Regions from separate parts of the Homo sapiens genome. Here region 1 is linked to region 2. Evidence: chromatin loops called from intact Hi-C (ENCODE). Cell type or tissue: heart right ventricle. All regions are shown on one strand. Each heading gives the region's core, and the rest is flanking DNA. Links, peaks and the distances in the headings are about the cores only.

Region 1 (10,054 bases), core at 745-8,744, 130 kb before region 2:
CTATTACTCATTCCTGCAAACATCAAGTACTGTATTGTGCTAAGGCTTCAAGTATTCAAACATCTTGCACTCAAGCATTATAAACAGTTTATATTGACCAATTTCCATGTCTCAGCCACTGTTCTTAGCACCTTACATCCTTGTTCCAACTCTACCTGTTTTGCAATGGAAGAAACTGTAGTGCTTATAATTTGCTTAGTCGTAGAGCTAGTTGGTGTTAGAGCCAGGTTTTGAACGCAGGCAGTGTGGCTCCAGAATCCGTACTCTTAACCACAGTATAATTCTGTGACTTCAAATTATCTAACTTCTCTTTCCTGTTTACTTCTTCGTAAAATGAGGATAATAGTACCTAACATATAGGGTTGTTCTGAAAAGTCAGTGAGTTAAAATATGTACTATGCTGCTTAGAATCATACATGAAAAATAGTAAGTACTCAATAAATGTCAGCTGTTATTATGTTAGCATTATTAAGGCATCGAACTCATGCATATCTCTGAATTTTAACCAAATAGGTGGACTAAACCTTAAGTATGAATTTATATATTAAAAGGTAGAAATACTGTGGTCTGTGGTTATTTATGCCTTTCCGATTTTATCTTTTTAAATTATTTTGTAACAGGAAAAATAAGAGCTAAACCAAAGTTGAATGGTGAGCAGGAGTTCATTGGTAAGAGAATGAGTTCTTTCCTGAAATAAAGCAGTTTTTTACCTGCTTTTTTTTTTTTTTCCTTTTTTTTTTTTTTGGAGACAGGGTCTTTGTCTGTTGTCCAGGCTGGAGTGTGCAGTGGTGCGATCTTGGCTCACGCAATCTCTGCCTTCCCGGCTCAAGCAATCTTCCTACCTCAGCCTCCCGAGTAGCTGGGTCTACAGGCACCCGTCACCATGCCTGTCTAATTTTTGCATGTTTTTATAGAGATGGGGGTTTTGCCATGTTGCTTAGGCTGGTCTCGAACTCCTAGGCTCAAGGGATCCGCCTGGCTTGGCCTCCCAGAGTGGTGGGATTATAGGTGTGAGCCACTGCACCTTGCCCTATGTATTTTTTTTTTTTAAAGGAGTATTCAGGAGTCATTACTAAAGGTGCAAAGTATTATATATCGTCTGAATGTAAAAATTGTACAGCTGGTTTATACCTTTATGCTTTTGAAGACCTCAGTTAATTATGGCAACGTTTTGAAGAAATAGCTCAGTCTTTTAAAATGTTTTCCTTACATGCTCTCTTGTTCCTTTGTGTCAATAACCATGTTATTGTTGAAGGTCCGGTATTATTCAAAACATTCAGTTAGAAGCAGCCTTAATGTGTTGATGTAGAACAAATATATAGCATTCTATGTGATATGGCAGGATAGTAGCAATAGAATGTTGATGAGAACATAGCAAAATTAGTCTTTTTTGTATATTTTCAAAAGTTTAGGAACAGATGAAATAAATTTGTAGTTTCTAGTTACAATTTCAGACTACAGATAGGAGCATGTAGCTGCTTGAAGAAGAAAAACAAATTGTCAAGGCAACAGGTACTGCATTTCTCACTCGACAAGTTCTCTCTTCTCAACTTTGTTATTTTTCCTTCGGAGAACAAGGAAGCTTTTGTTCCGAGGCCTGATGTTGAAATGTTAGCAAAATATTATGTTAATCAAGCCAAGAATCTTATGTATTTGTGAACCAAGAATAAGATTTCACAAAGATTCATTTAGAGTATTAAAAGGGACTTCTGCAGTTATTCTTGCATTTTCAGGCTTACACAAAAATAGGCTTCTGAAAAGCAAAGGGCTCCATGTGTAGACGTTTAATGGTTCATTTATTTCTGTCTGTTAAGTCTACTGTGCGAGATGCTGGGGATACAGCAGCAAATAAAACACTCCTCTCCCTTATGGAGCTTATATTTTGGAGAGATTGACAGAATGCAAACTGTCAAATGTAAGGGTTATGTGCAAAAAACAAGTAAAGCAGGGTAAGAGGACAGTGAGTGATGTGTGTGGGTAAGTGTGATGTTATTAGTTGGAGTTTGTTAACTGTTGGCATCACTTTGGTGTGTGAACTATTGAGTGTTGGCCTTTGACAGGAATGTGTAGTGCAGTTTGGGACAAGTGACATAAAGAACTCTGAATGAAAATAATGAAATGAAAAATAAACAAAAAAACTTGTTTATAGGCTGGGCACGGTGGCACATTCCTGTAATTCCAGCACTTTGGGAGGCAGGTGGATCACTTGAGGTCAGGAATTCGAGACCAGCCTAACCAACACGGTGAAACCCCGTCTGTACTAAAAATACAAAATTAGCCGGGCGTGGTGGCTCATGCCTGTAATCCCAGCTACTTGGGAGGCTGACGCAGGAGAATCGCTTGAATCTGGGAGGCGGAGGTTGCATTGAGCCGAGATCGCGTCATTGCACTCCAGCCTGGGCAACAAGAGTGAAACTCTGTCTCAAAAAAACTAAAAAAAAAAAAAACCAAAAACTTATCATGAACTATTTAAAAGATGAGAGGTAATGAAACATTTAAGATAATTTAAATGCAACAGTTTCAAGGAGCCTTCTGGAAAAATAGGCATTTCTTCATCTTAAACTATTTTATTTTTTAATTTTTATAGATTTAGGGGGTACAGTTTTGGATATATAGCATAGCAGTGGTCTGGCTTTTTAGTGTAACCATCACCTGAATAGTGTACATTGTACTCATCAGGTAATTTCTCATCCCTCACCCTCCTCCCACCCCCACTTAAAGTATATATATATGTGTGTGTGTATGTGTGTATGTATATGTATATATATATATATGGCGTGAACCCAGGAGGCAGAGCTTGCAGTGAGCTGAGATGGTGCCACTGTACTCCAGCCTGGAAGACAGAGCGAAAGAGACTTCGTCTTTAAAAAAAAAAAAAAAAAAAAGCATTTGTTTAATTATTTTTGCAGTAGAAGAAAAGAAAGGAAGAATGATGCAGAGGCAATATTGAGAGGGATTTGGGGCAGGAATTTTTCAAAATTCATTAGAGTTATTAAAGAACAGTTTAAAACTAGTAATTCCAAGAAGGAGGGATAGATTGTTAAAAAAAAAAAAAAAAAGCTAATAATTTCAGGAAAGAGGGGAGGGAAGGAGTGTGTGATATATATATATATATATATATATATATATATCACACACACACATATATATATATCTCCTTTCATGTGTTTTGTGATGATAAGGAGTAAAGGTTACAAAATACTTAAAAAAGCTATAGCTTATTTCACAGTGCTATTCTTTGAGTTATAGGTGACACTGTTAACTACAAATATGAGGATTTAGTTTTTCAGCAGTACTGGTAGATGAATTAAAGTAAACTTGCATCTGACTTTCCATGTTTTTAAGGGGATGTATTTGTAAGTAAGTTGGTCTGTGGCTATGTTACAGAGAGGCCCTTAAGCACAATATAATGATAAAACCAAATGTCTAACTACTATAGGTTATTGATTTTACTTGCTTATCTGCCAAGGACTAGGGTTATCAAAGACTGAATAAAATGTGGCTATTTAGTACAATATGAGGCATACAAATGGAGGATATAGCTTTAACTTTTGTTTTTCCATAAACTAGTTTAACATGAGTAATATGCAGTGAAAGTTGTTGTATTTAGAGACCAAAATAAGTTTCAGGCTGGTGAGAAAATTTGAAGAAATTATTCAAAATTATCCTTTCCATGTAAGTTTTAGGGCAGTGTTCTTAGAATGAGAATGAATGGTTGATTATAAAACTTAAAAATGCCAAGTTTAGTTTTTTTTTTTTGAGATGGAGTCTTGCTCTGTCACCCAGGCTAGAGTACAGTGGCGGGATCTCGGCTCACTGCAAGCTCTGCCTCCTGGGTTCAAGTGATTCTCCTGCCTCACCCTCCCAAGTTGCTGGGATTATGGGTGCCTGCCACCACGCCTGGCTACTTTTTATATTTTTAGTAGACAGGGTTTCACCATGTTGGCCAGGCTGGTCTTGAACTCCTGACCTCAGATGATCCACCCGCCTCGGCTTCCCAAAGTGCTGGGATTACAGGTGTGAGCCACCCAGGTTTTGTATTTTAAATACAAAATTAAAATTTGAGTGAAGTAGAAACTACTGATTATTCATACTGCTATTATTACCCTATTATCTATGTTGACATACTTATTCCATTGAAAAATGAATATTTGATTCAAATTGCCATGTGTTAAACACTGCCTGATAGACCTGCTCTACATATTGTTAAAGTGCTCCTCACTTTATTCCAAATGAATTACTGACCTGACTTGAAACAGACATGTAAAATGACTTTTTAAAGAGCGTTTGCCAATGTATAACTCTAGCAGCGTGGCATTTTGTCTTAATGCAGAATTGTCATGAAAAGAAGTGCTGACTGCTATTTTTTCTTTTTTTTTTTTTTGAGATAGAGTCTCGCTCTGTTGCCCAGGCTGGAGTGCAGTGGCGCAGTCTCAGCTCACTTCAACCTCCGCCTCCCGGGTGGGAGAAGCAATTCTCCTGCCTCAGCTTCTCGAGTAGCTGGGACTACAGGGATACGCCACCACGCCTGGCTGATTTTTTTCCGTTTTTAGTAGAGACAGGGTTTCATCATGTTGGCCAGGCTGGTCTCGAACTCCTGACCTCAAATGATCCACCCACCTTGGCCTCCCAAAGTGCCAGGATTACAGGCGTGAGCCACCACGCCAGGCCTTTACTGCTATTTTTATACTTTTATCAGTTTGGGCGTGAAGAATATTACTGTACTACATCATAATTCTTGAACTTTTCTTAACATTATGTTAAGTAATGAGGTAATTATGGGAGGGACAAAATTTCCTTTCATTGTAGTTTAAAGATAGTGGTCTTACTATATGTGGCTATCAGCATTTTATTGGCACACCATTTTGAAGGAAAGAATATTCAGTGCAGATTGCTAACCAGGCTTACCCTACAGTTTCAGTTGCTCTTTGCTTCCTGTTTTCAGCAGTTGCCTAGAGCTGTTGGAGCAGCTGTTTTCCTTTCTTTGGGGGAGGGTGATGGTAGTGGTGAAGGGGACTGTGCATGTTTTGCCTGTGAATTATTATTTTTTTTTTTTTTGAGACAGAGTTTCGCTCTGCTGCCCAGGCTGGAGTACAGTGATGTGATCTCCTGACGTCAAGTGATCCATTCGCCTCGGCCTCCCAAAGTTCTGGGATTACAAGTGTGAGCCACTGCCACTGGCTGAAAAAGTCTTATTGTGGCATAATTGGTATACAATAAGTTGCACAGAGTATATAATAAATTTTAACATATATATATGTACCCATGAAACCATCACCATAATGAAGATATTGAACGTATCACCCCTTCTCCCCAAAAGTTTTCCTGGGCTCCTTTGTAATACCTCCTCCTCTCCGTACTTGACCTCCTTACCCCAGGGAACCACTGGTCTGTGTTCTGTCAGATTAGTGTGCATTTTCTAGGATTTTATATATACGGAATCATACACTATGTACTCTTTTTGTCTTCTTTCACTCAGTGTAGTTATTACGAATTTTTTAATGTTTTGCATGTAAATACTTTATTCCTTTATATTGCATAGTAGTATTACATTGTACAGATGTACCATAATTTTTTTTATCCATTTACTTGTGGATAACATTTGGGTTGTTTGTAGTTTCTGGCCATTACAAAGCTGCTAAGAACATTTGTGTATAAGTTTTTTTTTTTCTTTTGAGACAGGATCTCTGTCGCCCAGGCTGGAGTGCAGTGGCACGAGACAATCTTGGCTCACTGTAGCCTCAACCTCTTGGGCTCGTGTGATCCTCCCAAGTAGCTGGGACTACAGGCATGTGCTACCATGCCCAACTAATTTTTCAATTTTCGTAAAGACTGCATTTTGCCATGTTGCCCAGGCTGCTCTTGAACTCCTGGGTTCAAGCAATCCACCCATCTTGGCCTCCCAAAGTGTTGGGATTAGAGGTGTGAGCCACTGTGCCCAAGCCTGTGTTCAAGTCTTTATATGGATATGTGCTTTAATTTCTCTTGGACAATTACTTACAATTAGAAAGTCTGGGACATATGATAGATATATGTTTAAGTTTTAAAGAAATGGCAAACTTTTCCAGAGTGCTTGTGCCTTTTTTATTTTCTTTCCAGCAGTGTAGTAGAATTCAGGTTGCTCTACATTCTCAACAACATTTGATACTGTCTTTTTAATTTTAAATATTCAAATAGGCATATTTTGGTATCTTATTGTGTTTTTAATTTGTATTTCCCTAGTGACAAATGATGTTAAACATCACTTCATATGCTTATTTGCCATTTGTATATATTCTTTGATGAAATGTCTATGCATATGTTTTGCCTGTATTTTAATTGGATTATTTAGCTTATTATTGCATTTTGAGAGCTCTTCCTATATTCTGGATACAAGTCCTTTTGTCAGATGTGTGTTTGCAAATATTTTGTCCCAAACCATAGCTTGTCTTTTTCCTCTCAATACTCTAATGGAAGGATAATATATAAATGCAATTTTGTTTTAGTTTTTTAAGTCCTCTGTTAGCCATGAAGAGGGACTTAAATTAAGTATACAAACAAGGTTGCAGAGATAATCTAACCTTCTAAGAGAATAAAATATTCTAAATCTTTTGCATATGCATATAAACCATAATATGCAAAACAGATTAATATGATGTTATATGCCAACCCTGTAGTAGGTTGGTTTATTGTTTGTTTTATTTTTTTGTTTAGAGATTGGGTCTCACTCTGTCACCCAGGCTGAAGTGCAGTGGTGTGATTATAGCTCACTGCAGCCTCAAACTCCTGGGCTCAAAGCGATCCTCCTGTCTCAGCCTCCCAAGTAGCTGGGAGTATAGTTGCAAACCACTGTGTTACTAAATACAAAAAATTAGCCGGGCATGGTGGTGTGCACCTGTAATCCCAGCTACTTGGGTGCAGTTGTTGTTTGTGTATATGCAGTTGCTGTTTGTTTTATTTTGTATATCACTCCTTTACTTTACTCAGGTCTCTGAACAAATATTACCTCCTCAAAGAGGCCTTCCATGGTTTTCCTACCTACAGTATTGTTACTGGAAAGGGGTCCTGATCCAGACCCCAAGAGAGGGTTCTTGGATCTGATGTAATAAAGAATTTAGGGCGAGTCCATAAAGTAAAGTGAAAGCAAGTTTATTAAGGAAGTAGAGGAGGCTGGGCACAGTGGCTCACACCTGTAATCCCAGCACTTTGGAAGGCCAAGGTGGGCAGATCATGAGGTCAGGAGTTTGGCACCAGCCTGACCAACATGGTGAAACTCCGTCTGTACTAAAAATACAAAAATTAGCCGGGCAAGGTGGTGCGTGCCTGTAATCCCAGTTACTCAGGAGGCTGAGGCAGGAGAATCGCTTGAACCTGGGAGGTGGAGGTTGCAGTGAGCCAAGATCGCATCACTGCACTCCAGCCTGGGTGACAGAGCAAGACTCTATCTCAAAAAAAAAAAAGAAAAAAAGAAAAAAGAAAACGTAGAGGAATACAGAGAAAACGTAGAGGAAACAGAGGAATGACCACTCTGTTTACAGAGCAACCCCAAGGGTTGCTTGCTTGTCTTTTTTTTTTTTTTTTGAGACAGTCTTGATCTTGTTGCCCAGGCTGGAGTGTAGTGGTGTGATCTCGGCTCAGCTCATTGCAACCTCCACCTCCCAGGTGAAAGCGATTCTCCTGCGTCAGCCACCTGAGTAGCTGGGATTACAGATGCGTGCCACCATGCCCAGCTAATTTTTTGTATTTAGTAGAGACGGGGTTTCACCATGATGGCCAAGATGGTCTCCATCTCTTGACCTCGTGATCCACCCTCCTTAGCCTCCCAAAGTGCTGGGATTACAGGCATGAGCCACAGGTCTTCCTCTGTCACTGAGGCTGGAGCGCAGTGGCATAATCAGCTCACTGCAAGCTCTGCTTCAACCTCCGCCTCACTGCAACCTCTGCTGGGCTCAAGTGATACTCCTGCCTCAGCCTCCCAAGTAGCTGGGACTACAGATACGGACCACCATGCCCAACTAATTTTTGTATATTTTGTAGAGATGGGTTTTTGCCATGTTGCCCAGGCTTTCAAACTCTTGAGCTCAAGTGATCCACCCACTTTGGCCTCCCAAAGTGATGGGATTATAGGCATGAGCCACTGCGCCTGGTCTGTGTACAAGTTTTATAGTTTTAGATATTACGTTTAGGTCTATGATCCATCTTAAATTTTGTATATGATGAGACGTGTGGATTAAGTTCACTTTTCCACAAAAGGAGAGCCAGTTGCGCCTGCACAGTGGATTATTATTCAGTCATTAGAAAGAATGAAATGTGATATGTGATACTACATGGATGAGCTTTGAAAATACTATGCCAACTGAAAGAAGGCAGACACAAAAGGTCACATGTTGTATGATTCCATTTATATGAAATATCCAGGATAGTTAAATCCAGAGACAGAGTCCAGATTGGTTGTTGCCAGGGGCTGGGTAGAGGGCATAGTGGGAAGAAACTGCTTAATGGATGAGGGGTTTTACTTTAGAGTCATGGAAGTATTTTGACACTAAAAGGAGTTGGTGGTTGCACTAAATGCCACCAACTTGTTCACTTTAAAGTGGCCAATTTTATGTGAATTTCCCCTGAATAAATTATTTTTTTAAAAGCCACAGAGGTGATTTATATAAAAAAGACTTAGCCTGGACAACATAATGAGACCCTGTCTGTACACAAATTAAAAAAAATAATAATTAGCTGGGTTTTGTAGTGAGTACCTGTATTTCTAGCTGTTCTGGAGCCTGAGGTGGAAGGATCACTTGAGTCCAGGAGTTCAGGGTTACAGTGAGCTATGATCATGTCACTGCACTCCAGCCTGGGCAACAGTGAGACCCTGTCTCAGAAGAAGGGAGAGAGGAAGGGAGGTATATATTGACTTCATGTCATAAACGATGTTAGCATTTTCAAGATGGGAAATAACAGGCTACAGATGTTTTCACAAATAATGCTATTTTTATAAAATATTAATCTACTACTTAACTCTAAGAGGATATTTTTCATCCTTATTTGAAACTACTTACTGATGAAAACTTCAAAAACAGAAGTGAAACCTAAGAATAGCCTAATGTAAAAGTAGTTAAAAACACTTAAGCTGCCCACCTCATTTTAGATGCTTATCCTAATTAGATGGAATGTTTTAGTTTATTCCTTCTTTTTGTTCATAGTCTTTATTGCCAGCTGAAAATAAGTTATTACAGAAAAATGTAAAAGCATTAAATAACTAGAAATCAAATATTTATTGCTTGTATTTGTGCCACCATTGACTGAGCTTAGTATGTTATCAAAATGTATTTATTTATCTTTTAAAGGGATGACATTTTTTCCTTTTCAAATGTTACAGTAAAACCAGGTGGAAGAGAATGGTTTTAGCAGCTTAAAAAAAAAAAGTACAAATCTGAGGTTTGGCCATTAAAAGTTTTATAACAATGGGAGAAGAAAAGACAAGTTGTTTCACATTACAGACCTACCCCAACCCCAAAGCCTAATGCTTTCTTACCAAGTCAAAAAAAGAGACACATTTGATGTACAAGCTGGAGGTTTCCACATGAGTAAGATATTTATGAAAACCTAGATGGAGGCCGGCGGGTGGCTCCCAACTGTAATCCCAGCACTTTGGGAGATTGAGGTGAGCAGATTGCTTGAACCCAGGAGTTCGAGACCAGCCTGGCCAACACTTTTTGTAGAGACCCCCTCGCCCCGGTCTCTGCCTGTGGTCCCAGCTACTAGGGAAGCTGAGTTGGGAAGATGGCTTGAGCCTGGGATGCAGTGAGCAGAGATCACGCCACTGCGACCCTGTTTCAAAAACAAACCAAAAACCTAGATGAGGCAGTGGCCTTTTCAGCCCAAGTGCCAGCAGACACAGCACAAGAGACTAAAACTCAACGGCGGGAGGCTGGGTATGCAATGTTTGGGAGTATAAGCACCACACTTCTGGCTCAGGGATTTGGGGAGTAGGGTAAACAAAACCTACTTGGAAAAGAATCGAGGAAGAAAACCAACAGTTGCCTTCTGCAGGGGTGGGGACAGGGAGGGAGGTAGGGCC
Region 2 (10,054 bases), core at 865-8,864:
ACATCTCCGTAAGTCCTGTTCATCAAACATACACACTACTTGTAAAACCCCCATGGCATTATCAGCCTAACAGTTCAAAAAACTTGTCACCTTTATATAAGTATTTAACACAAATTGGTATACAAATACAGGTAAATATACATAGATGTCTTATCAAAAATATCTTAAAAGATTTACTTGTAAATGGACAGAGATTATGAAGTCCCTTTTCCATAAGATTTTTAGATCCATGGCTTTCTTATATAGCAATAAAGCATTACTGAATCACAACTTCATAAACACTAACTATATAAAAGTAGACAACTGAAAACCACAGTTTCTAATATTAACACTAAAATTCACAATGTCAATATTCCAATTCCTCCTGTGACAGTCTTTGATGTATCCAGAGTTTCTCCAGGCTTAAGGAATATTCGCATCTCACTCTTATGAGAAACATGAATGTTTTATTCCCTCACTGCAGTAAATAAACTAAATTCCCAACAGTGCACTCAGAGTTACAAGCTTACATTATCTCCAAAGAGGAAAGAAAAAAAACAATTGAGGAAAACTAAATTTAGAAGATGAATCAGCGTACTAAATTAGTAAACTTGCAAACAGAAGTTTCTAAGAAGGACTGTAAGAATGTGACATGTAATCAGCTAACCCTCGGCATTTTCCTACTCCTCACTCCTGCTTCCAAACACCACAATGCTGCCCAAACATGGGGTCACACATGAACACAACACTTTCCCGAGCTTGAATCTACACATTTGATCCACATTAGCATTTTATCGACTAATATCCACCTTGGCCTCCATGCCAAGGATAGAGCTCTATTAAGTGAAACTGTGATAAAACAAGGCCTCCTGTCAACCCAAGCACCAAAGCCACTCAAAGGAAGTTTAGAATGAATTGACCTTCTCACCTCATCTACTGAATTATGTTACAGTGAGAAGGAATTAGCTACTCTGCTGTAAGAGGCTGTAATTATCCTATCAGTTCCTCTATAAAACAGTTTGGTTGGTAACCAGGAATAAAAACAACAACAAATGGATTATTTTGATGGCGTTAATGGAAGAGATGCTAAGATATCTCTAAGAAGCTGTATAAACTTAAGTCCTCATGAAGGATGGAAAAAAGGATGGAAAAAGGACCAATAACCCATGACACTTAAATTTCAAACACCCACTGAGATTCAGACATGTACTGGTAAACTCTCCCACACTCTTCAAAAAATACTAACAATTGAATTCACCATTTTCATCTGACTCAGTAATCACTAGGTGCATCCCCCCAACTTTTTTTTTTTTTTTAAAACAGGGTTTTGCTCTGTCATCCAGGCTGGAGTGCAGTGGTGCAAACATGGCAACCTCCTGGGCTCAAGCAATCCCCGCCCCGCCCCCTGTCTTAGCCTCCCAAGTAGCTGGGACCACAGGTGCATGCCACCACATCCAGCTCATTTTTAAATTTTTTGTAGAGATGGTGGTCTCGCCATGTTGCCCAGGCTGGTCTTGAACTTCTGGCCTCAAGCAATCCTCCCACCTTGGCCTCTCAAAGTGGTGGAATGACAGGTATGTGCCACTGCACCGAGCCTACTAAGCACCTTTTAGTATTGAAAATTAAAGTAACTATTGGCATTGCTTTATATTAGAATTACTTTACAGATATGAAAACAGGAAGATAAAATTCTCCCATGTCTAAGGCTACCCCCTATAGAAAGGTTCAGTATGTACACGGTGACACCCATTCACTTACACCAAACTGAAAGATGGATACTCAGTGAGAGCAAACCACTATTGAATAATTCTTCTGACCTGCAGAATGAGAACGAAGTAGTCTACTGGCTTGTTGCGCTGGTAGAGGTAGTATTCGGGGGCTTTCTTGTTCTTCTCATCATATTTCAGTTCCTGGATGACATTGGGGTGCTTTAGCAGCCTTAGAAGGATCTTCTCTGACATCTGGGATGGGCTAAATGCTTCTACTTCTATAGATATAAACACAACTTGATATTACATTTCAAACAGAGAGAGAAAAATTATACTATTAATAGTAATTGAGGTGTTTAGATAAGAATACTTGGAATCAAAGTGATAGCATTTGAATGGACGAGGCTTCCGTTTGGTGATCCACTGGGGACAGATTACCTGGGAGAAATTAGAAAGTGCTGAATTCTCACATTTGTTCCTTTTACTTCTTTCCTTTTCAACCCATCATTGACTTCAGTCCTCATAAAAGTACACTAATTTCACTGACAGAAACGAAAATCAACGGCAAGCGGGCTCCTTGAGTGCGGGGGATGCCCCTCAACAAGCCATAACAGCCTGACTGTCGACCAACAGCCAAAGGAAGAAGCCAAGGTCAGGAGCATCAGGTGCGGTTAGTGCCAGCGCACACACACAGGTGCCCCACGTCTCCCTCTCCCACTCAACTACCCCAAGGAATGTGGGGAACAAAGAGGGTCGAGACTGGAAATAAGAGCAGGGCATGTGCACACATCAACATGCTAATTTAAAAAAAAAAAGTAATGTTCAAAAGTATTTACAAAGACAGCAATTTTATTTTAAATAACAAAAACAAAAATTACTGACTGAAGGGTGCTATCCTACAACTGGACTCTATGATATCTCAGAAGCAGAGTAGGAGATTTAGTTTTAGTTTTCTTTTTTTTTAATTTAAATTTTTTTTTTTTTTGAGAAGGAGTCTCACTCTGTCACCCAGGCTGGAGTGCAGTGACGCAATCTCGGCTCACTGCAACCGCCACCTCCCGGGTTCAAGTGATTCTTCTGCCTCAGCCTCCCGAGTAACTGGGATTACAGGCACCCACCACCATGCCTGGCTAATTTTTGTATTTTTAGTGGAGATAGAGTTTCATCATGTTGGCCAGACTGGTCTCAAGCAATCAGCCTGCCTTGGCCCCGCCAAGAGCTGAGATTACAGGCAATGAGCCACCATGCCCGGCCTAGATGTTTAGTTTTAATTTGTGGTACTTAAATGAGGAACAGTATTATCAAAATTAGAAAAAGAATAATAAGTGAAAGACATCGTCTGTTCTTTTATTTTCTAATTATGTATTTATGAAAGCTGTAAGTTCTGTATTAACTTGTGACTTTTTTGTAATAAGATAGTAATTACAGGAATTTTAGAAAATACAGAAAAAGAAAGAAGAAAGAAAAACTTATCTATAAGCCAACCACTCAGATTACCATTCTGAGCAATCAAGTGAGCATTTCTTTCCAGTGCCATGCCCAGGCACGTGTGCTCATGTATACATGTGTGTACACACAAAAACACAACTCTAATCTTAATGTACACATAGTTTTAGATTCTGTTTCTCCCCACTTTGTATTAAGCTATATTTTCTGATGTGATAAATATAATATTGTGAGCATTTCCATGTGTCTGAGAACACGACCTTAAAGAGTTAAACAGCATTCCACCATGTGGTTGCGGCTAGCCTTCTTTTAAACATGGTTTAAGTTTACTGCATGCAGATGAAAGGCACTGGCTGCCTATCAGGGACACCGATGTCTTCTAAAGCCACTGGATGCTTTAGACTTTCTCACACTTCCCCTGGCCACCAGAGCTCAACCCTGGAGAGCATCTGGGGATGGGAGAAGGGTTGGTCAGTATCTTAAGTCCATTCAACCTTGACCTCTCTGGAGCAGTCAGTGCCGGCTGGGTTGGTGGTTTAAACAACATGAACACTTGCCTCCTGAAATGGACTCGAGTTAATCTGATCTGAGGAGGCCATCAAGAAATCCATATCAAAGTTCTTAGAATTTGATTTCATTAAAATCATAAAAGATAAAGATTTAATTGTGAAAACCTAGTTTTCTTCTTTGCAAATCACAGCCCCTGTGTTACCACTGATGTCCAACTGTGCTTCCAGGACAAGCTGAAGAGAGATTGGACTCAATTGTCCATCAAACAAGCTGGTGCCAGGCTGGCACCATCAGCCTGCTCCGCCAGCTGGCTCTCCCACGGACCTAGCTGGAAGGAGATGGCCTGGCCTACTGTACACATGCAGTGTGGCACTAACATTCATCCTTACCTTTCAGACCAATTTTAAGTTACTGGTCCACCCCTGGTAAATGTCTCAGAGGGTTCATGCCGACACTGAACATAGGAGAGGAGAGAATTTAAAAAGAAAAAAACAAAACAAAACAAAAAAACAAAAAAAACAAAACACAAAAGTGGCATTACTTATCACCCCATTTCCCAGTGTCCACCCCCAACCCACCCCAGTCAGTGGTGGGTGAGAAACACGCTTCAGGGTTGGTAGAGATCTCAAACTGTGATAAGCTGCACTTGCCTGTTGCTAGGAAACGGTGCATGGCCAGGAGGAGCTGTGGTGATATTTTAACCTTCATCTCACTGTCTGTCTGCTTAAAGGCAGAAAAATCTTGCTTTCGTTCCCGGTGAGCCACTTTCTTTTTCGTTCTGTTGTCAGCTAAGGGAGGAATTAAAAGAGAGAAAAAAAAAGAAATGCATCCCATGAGATGAGGGCTCTTTTTGAATGAAAAAGACAAAATATATTGGAAGAGCTGGACTGTATTTCCAGATGCAGGCGCTCTATGCACAGATGCCACGGGGAAGGAGGGAGGGAGAGCCAGATCCTCATCAAATCAGCACGGCGGCCTGGGCACCACGCAGTCCGCAGCGAGTGACCGCAGGCAGCCTGATTAGTGAATGTACTTCAGGAAGGTCTGTAGAGGGCCCTTGTGAGCACAGCATCAGGCAAATGCTGACAGAGCCTCTCACAAGACCCACAGAAGCACACAGCAACAGGGCGCGCAGCCTGGAGTGCACAGTCCACTGTTGCTCAATGTCACCATCCTCCAGCAAAGGACCACCACTGTGTACACACAAGGGAGGAGTGTCCCTGCCTGTAAGAGGCCCCTTCCCTCTGCTGAAAGACAACACACAAACAAAACCCCCTTAAGAAACAAACATGAATGCTTTCGCAGAGCAGTGTTTTAATAATATGTTTGCTTCACTGCTACTCCAGACCATGAGATCCTCAAGGTCAAGCAGATACGAATGGGATCCGGACAGAGGTCTGCGAACTTCCTCCGAAAAGGGCCAGAGAGTCAATATTTTAGGCTATGTGGGTCTACATAGTCTCCACACTGCTGTTTAGAAAAATGAAGGAGCATGGCTGTTTTCCAATCAAACTTTCTTTATGAACACTGCAATTTGAATTGCATATAATTTTTGCATGTCACAAAGTAATTGTTCTTCTTTTGGTTTCTTTTCTTTTCTTAAGACAGGCTCTTGCTCTATTGCCCAGGCTGGAGTACAGCAGCACAATCGCAGCTCACTGCAGCCTCAACTCCAAGGCTCAAGTGATCCTCTCACCTCTGCCTCCCAAGTAGCTGGGACTGCAGGTGTGTGCCACCACGCCCAGCTAATTTTAAAATTTTTTTTGTAGAGACAGAGTCTCACTATGTTACCCAGGCTGGTATTGAACTCCTGGGCTCAAGCAATCCTCCTGCCTCAGCCTCCCAAAGTGCTGGGATTACAGACATGAGCCACCATGCTTAGCCATTTTGCAACAATTTTAAGATGTGAAAAGACACTCTTAGCTTGCAGGTCACCAGAAGCAGAGTGCAGGCACCCATGGGCTTTGGTTTACCAGTTCCTGACCTGGAAGGTAACTCCTGCAAAACCATCTTTCAAGTATTTTTCTAGACAAATTAATGATCAAGAAAAAACGAGCTTAAAGACAAGACCCCAATTGCTTGCTCCTTCCCAAGGACTGAGTCACTGCATTATTGTTTCTTGCATAAAGCAAAACAGATTGATTACTAGGCTTTTCCTGAGAAGGCGACTGCAACTTCCACTTTCTGTCTGTCTCAATTCTTTTGAGAACCAGACAGTAGAAATCAATACAGAATTTAAAAATAATTTTCTAATGGCAACAGCTGTCACTCCCAATCTCTATCCAGATCAAGAATATACCTGAAATCGGCCAGGCACGGTGACGCCTATAATCCCAGCACTTTGGAAGGCCAAGGCAGGTGGATCACTTGAGGTCAGGAGTTCGAGACCAGCCTGAACAACATGGTGAAACCTTGTCTCTACTAAAAATACAAAAATTAGCCAGGTGTGATGGCGGGTGCCTGTAATCCCAGCTACTCAGGAGGCTGAGGCAGGAGACTCCCTTGAACCCAGGAGGCGGAGGTTGCAGTGAGGTGAGATTGCACCACTGCACTCCAGCCTGGGCAATAGAGCAAGACTTAGTCTAAAAAAAAAAAAAAGAAAAAAACCTGAAACCACAAGTCCAGCATCTTGAGCCAGTAACATCAGGCAACACTTCTGTATGAGATCAGTCCAATCAAGGCTTAAGAGAAGTTAAACTAACATTTGTATAAAACTGAAGTGCAAACATAGGATCTCCTAAATGGTAAATCGCCTTCCTAATGGTAAGTACTACCCCTGGGCAAACAGAAATACAGACACACTCGGTTTGGGTTTTTTTTTTTTTGTTTTTTTTTTTGAGACGGATTCTCACTCTGTCGCCAGGCTGGAGTGCAGTGGTGCGATCTCTGCTCACTGCAACCTCTGCCTCCTGGGTTCAAGTGATTCTCCTGCCTCAGCCTCCCGAGCAGCTGGGACTACAGGCGCACGCCACCACACCCAGCTGATTTTTGTATTTTTTTTTTTAGTAGAGTCAGGGTTTCACCATGTTGACCAGGATGTTCTCCATCTCTTGACCTCATGATCCGCCTGCCTCGCCCTCCCAAAGTGCTGGGATTACAGGCATGAGCCACCACGCCCAGCCACAGTTGGTTTTTAAACAGTCATTTGTGAGGAAGGATGAAAAGAACGTAAACGTACAAATAATATTCTCTGAGACCTCTGACGACCCTCCAAGTGAGGAAAGGATAAAACAGATGTGGGAAAGGGTGTTTTTTAAGAATGCTATTCAGATGTGAGGATAAAACAGGATACGTTTTCAGAAAATAGTCGTTAGTTAAGTGTAAAATTTTTTCTTTTGTGGGTACAGGGAAGACTTTCTCAGTTTTATTTATTTATTTTGAGAGAGTCTCACTCTGTTGCCCAGGCTGGAGTGCAGTGGTGTAATCTCGGCTCACTGCAACCTCCACCTCCTGGGTTCAAGCGATTATCCTGCCTCAGCTTCCTGAGTAGCTGGGATCACAGGTGCGTGCCACCATGCCCAGCTGATTTTTATATTTTTGTAGAGATGGTGTTTCGCCATGTTGGTCAGGCTGGTCTCTAACTCCCGAACTCAAGTGATCCACCCGCCTCGGCCTCCCAAAGTGCTGGCATTACAGGGGTGAGCCACCATGCCCAGTGACTTTCTCAGTTATTATTATCATTTTTTGGAGAGAGAGTCTGGCTCTGTCACCAGGCTGGAGTGCAGTGACGCAATCTCAGCTCACTGCAACCTCCGCCTCCCGGGTTCAAGTGATTCTCCTGCCTCAGCCTCCCAAGTAGCTGAGACTACAGGCATGTGCCACCACGCCCAGCTAATTTTTGTATTTTTAGTAGAGACGGAGTTTCACCATGTTGGCCAGGATGGTCTTGATCTCTTGACTTTGTGATCTACCCACCTCGGCCTCCCAAACTTTCTCAATTTTAAAATGTGGGATGTTTCCTTCTAGCAGGACTGAATAAAAAGCACCCTGCTTTGAGCAAAGCAGACTTTATCCTGAATGACCAGCTTGTTGGGAAGCTCAGACAGTCCATTTCCCCTCCGCCAAGCCATGCTTTAAAACCAGGCAGCATACACAGAGCCCAGATGCTCTTTCTCTATCCCACCCCTGGGACCCCCAAACATCTCAGGCCTGGACCATCTCTGGCTTTATGGAACCCTTGAGCATTGCTAAGGGTGTGGCCAAAGAAGATTTAAGCTCCACAGTCCAGCAATCATATTTTACACTTTAATGAGACAGGACTCAGTTCAACACTCAGTTCAGGATCAAGTCTACACCTGGGCAAATAAGGTATCCATACTTACCTCACCCTGCCCTGATCCAAGCCACTCCCCACTTTCACCTTCCCCCAAAGAGAAAGCAGAGAAGCAGAGAACAGGAAAAACACATTCTTACTGTGTACCCTACCCTATCCTGCTTCCCACACCCCCGACCCACTGCCCCAGCAAGCTACACTTGCACATCTCACCTCCACCCCTGACCCAAGGGTTCTGGAACAAGGAAGTATAAACAGTTGTCATCTATCAGTTTAACAAATCCCATTCACTTTTTTTTTTTTTTTTGAGGTGGACTCTCACTCTGTTAACCAGGCTGGAGTACAGTGGCACAATCTTGGCTCACTGCAACCTCTGTCTCCTGGGTTCAAGCGATTCTCCTGCTTTAGCCTCCAGAGTAGCTGGAATTACAGGCATGCACCACTACCACTACGCCCAGCTAATTTTGTATCTTTAGTAAAGACAAGGTTTCACCATGTCGGCCAGGCTAGTCTCGAACTCCTGACCTCAGGTGATTCACCTGCCTCGGCCTCCTAAAGTGCTGGGATTACACACGTGAGCCACCACGCCCGGCCTCCCATTCACTTTAAAGAGTACTTGAGTTATGAAAAGTACAAACAGAAGTTTATCTGAAAACAATATACCTAGTTGTATAAAATGAAATTTTAGTAGAGATTTTTTTACATATGTAAAATAAAATTTAAAACCAACAGCAGTTTTCTGTTTAGGGCAAGTAATGCCCTCATCAGTGGTTAGAAGCAGCTGGCTGTTCAGAAGAATGCTGTCGCTTGACATTACAGGGTCTGCTCCTTCTGATAAAAGGACTGGAATATACCAACAGGTTGTGCACGGCCTACACACATCATGTGTCATTATAAACAGAGGCAGCAACTGGAGAAACGTCAGAAGACTCACAAACAGCACAACAAAAAAAGCAAAGGTTTCGGGAAATACACTCAGACAATGCTACTTACTGTATAAATCTGTTTCATCAAGAATCTCAGATTTGATGATTTCTTCAATCACATCTTCTAAGGTGACGATTCCCAGAACTTCATAAAATGGATCCCCTTCTCCCTCATTGTTTACCCGCTGCACGATAGCCAGGTGAGATTTACCTTTAGAGACAAGAAAAAGTTTAGGAAGTGACTTTCTGAATTTTCTGAATGACATGTTATATGTGATATGGTAAAAACACCAGCAAACACAGATGTCGAATTATCAAAATCTCTGTTTCAGCATTTTAAAATGGTACTGAGACATCACAAACAAATGGAAGAACTTCAAGAGCCATTAAAAGGCAGAAAGTTACGCCAGAAGAGCGTCACCCTCCACATACATTGCACTGCACCATTGTTCTCTGCTTCCTAATGGTAATGTCTCTTGTTGCGTAACCTTTCGGCAACTGCCACCTAAAGAGAGTGGTTCTCAAAGTGTGGTCCATGGTGCCCTAGGGATTCCCAAGACCCTTATAGGAGGTCCATGAGGCCCAACTATTTTCATAAGAATACTAAGATGCTATTGGCTGTTTTCACTGTGTTGAAATTTGAACTGATGGTGAAAAGGCACCTTAGCACAGATGAACGTAGTGGGAGCAAGCTGCACTTAGTGAACACTGTTCTCTGTCACAACACACATGCAGTAAAGGGAAGGAAGTAGCTTCTCTTAAGAATGTACTTGGCTGGGAGCGATGGCTCACTCTTGTAATCCAAGAGCTTTGGGAGGCCCGGGCGGGAAGACCACTTGAGCCCAGGGGTTCACAATCAGCCTAGGCAACACAGTGAGATCCTGTCTCTACAAAAAAATAAACAGAAAAAGTAGCTGGACATGCAGGCCTACAGTCCCAGCTTCCTGGGAGGCTGAGGTGGGAGGATCCAGGAGTTCGAGGCTGCAGTGAGCTATGATCGAGCCACTGCACTCCAGCCTAGGCGACAGAGTAAGACACTGTCTTAAAAAAAAGTCCTTGCTGAAGCAGTAAACATTAATTTCATTAAATCCTGACCTGAGTACATGTCTTTTGGTAATCTGTATGACAACATGGGAATTGTCATAAAACACTTCTGTTGAATTCTGAAGTATGGCAGCCGTCCTGAGGAAAGACTCTTGTGATTGACTTGC

Evidence for each region. Peaks named below come from ENCODE experiments on the same cell type or tissue, not always from the same donor. Only the 100,000 strongest peaks of a DNase experiment are listed, where the experiment ranks them.
Region 1: a loop joins it to region 2, with 3 times the contacts of the local background. A loop is called at or near these places in 4 of 110 quality-filtered maps.

Annotation. Positions count from the first base shown.
Region 1 is chr10:103,176,340-103,186,393 of GRCh38, reverse strand. It overlaps NT5C2 (5'-nucleotidase, cytosolic II), which reads left to right. Exons shown (of 19, transcript NM_001351169.2): 2 at 5,066-5,209. It also overlaps the pseudogene MARCKSL1P1. Among named protein-coding and RNA genes, the nearest start is that of NT5C2, 12 kb to the left of the region's middle. In heart right ventricle, for the core only: no CTCF peak of the experiment used is centred there; no DNase peak of the experiment used is centred there; H3K4me3 peaks cover 319 bases; H3K27ac peaks cover 4,486 bases.
Region 2 is chr10:103,048,707-103,058,760 of GRCh38, reverse strand. It overlaps CNNM2 (cyclin and CBS domain divalent metal cation transport mediator 2), which reads right to left. Exons shown (of 8, transcript NM_017649.5): 2 at 8,911-9,054; 3 at 4,295-4,432; 4 at 1,797-1,966. Among named protein-coding and RNA genes, the nearest start is that of CNNM2, 140 kb to the right of the region's middle. In heart right ventricle, for the core only: a CTCF peak has its summit at 4,691; a DNase peak (open chromatin) is centred at 4,690; H3K4me3 peaks cover 617 bases; H3K27ac peaks cover 3,244 bases.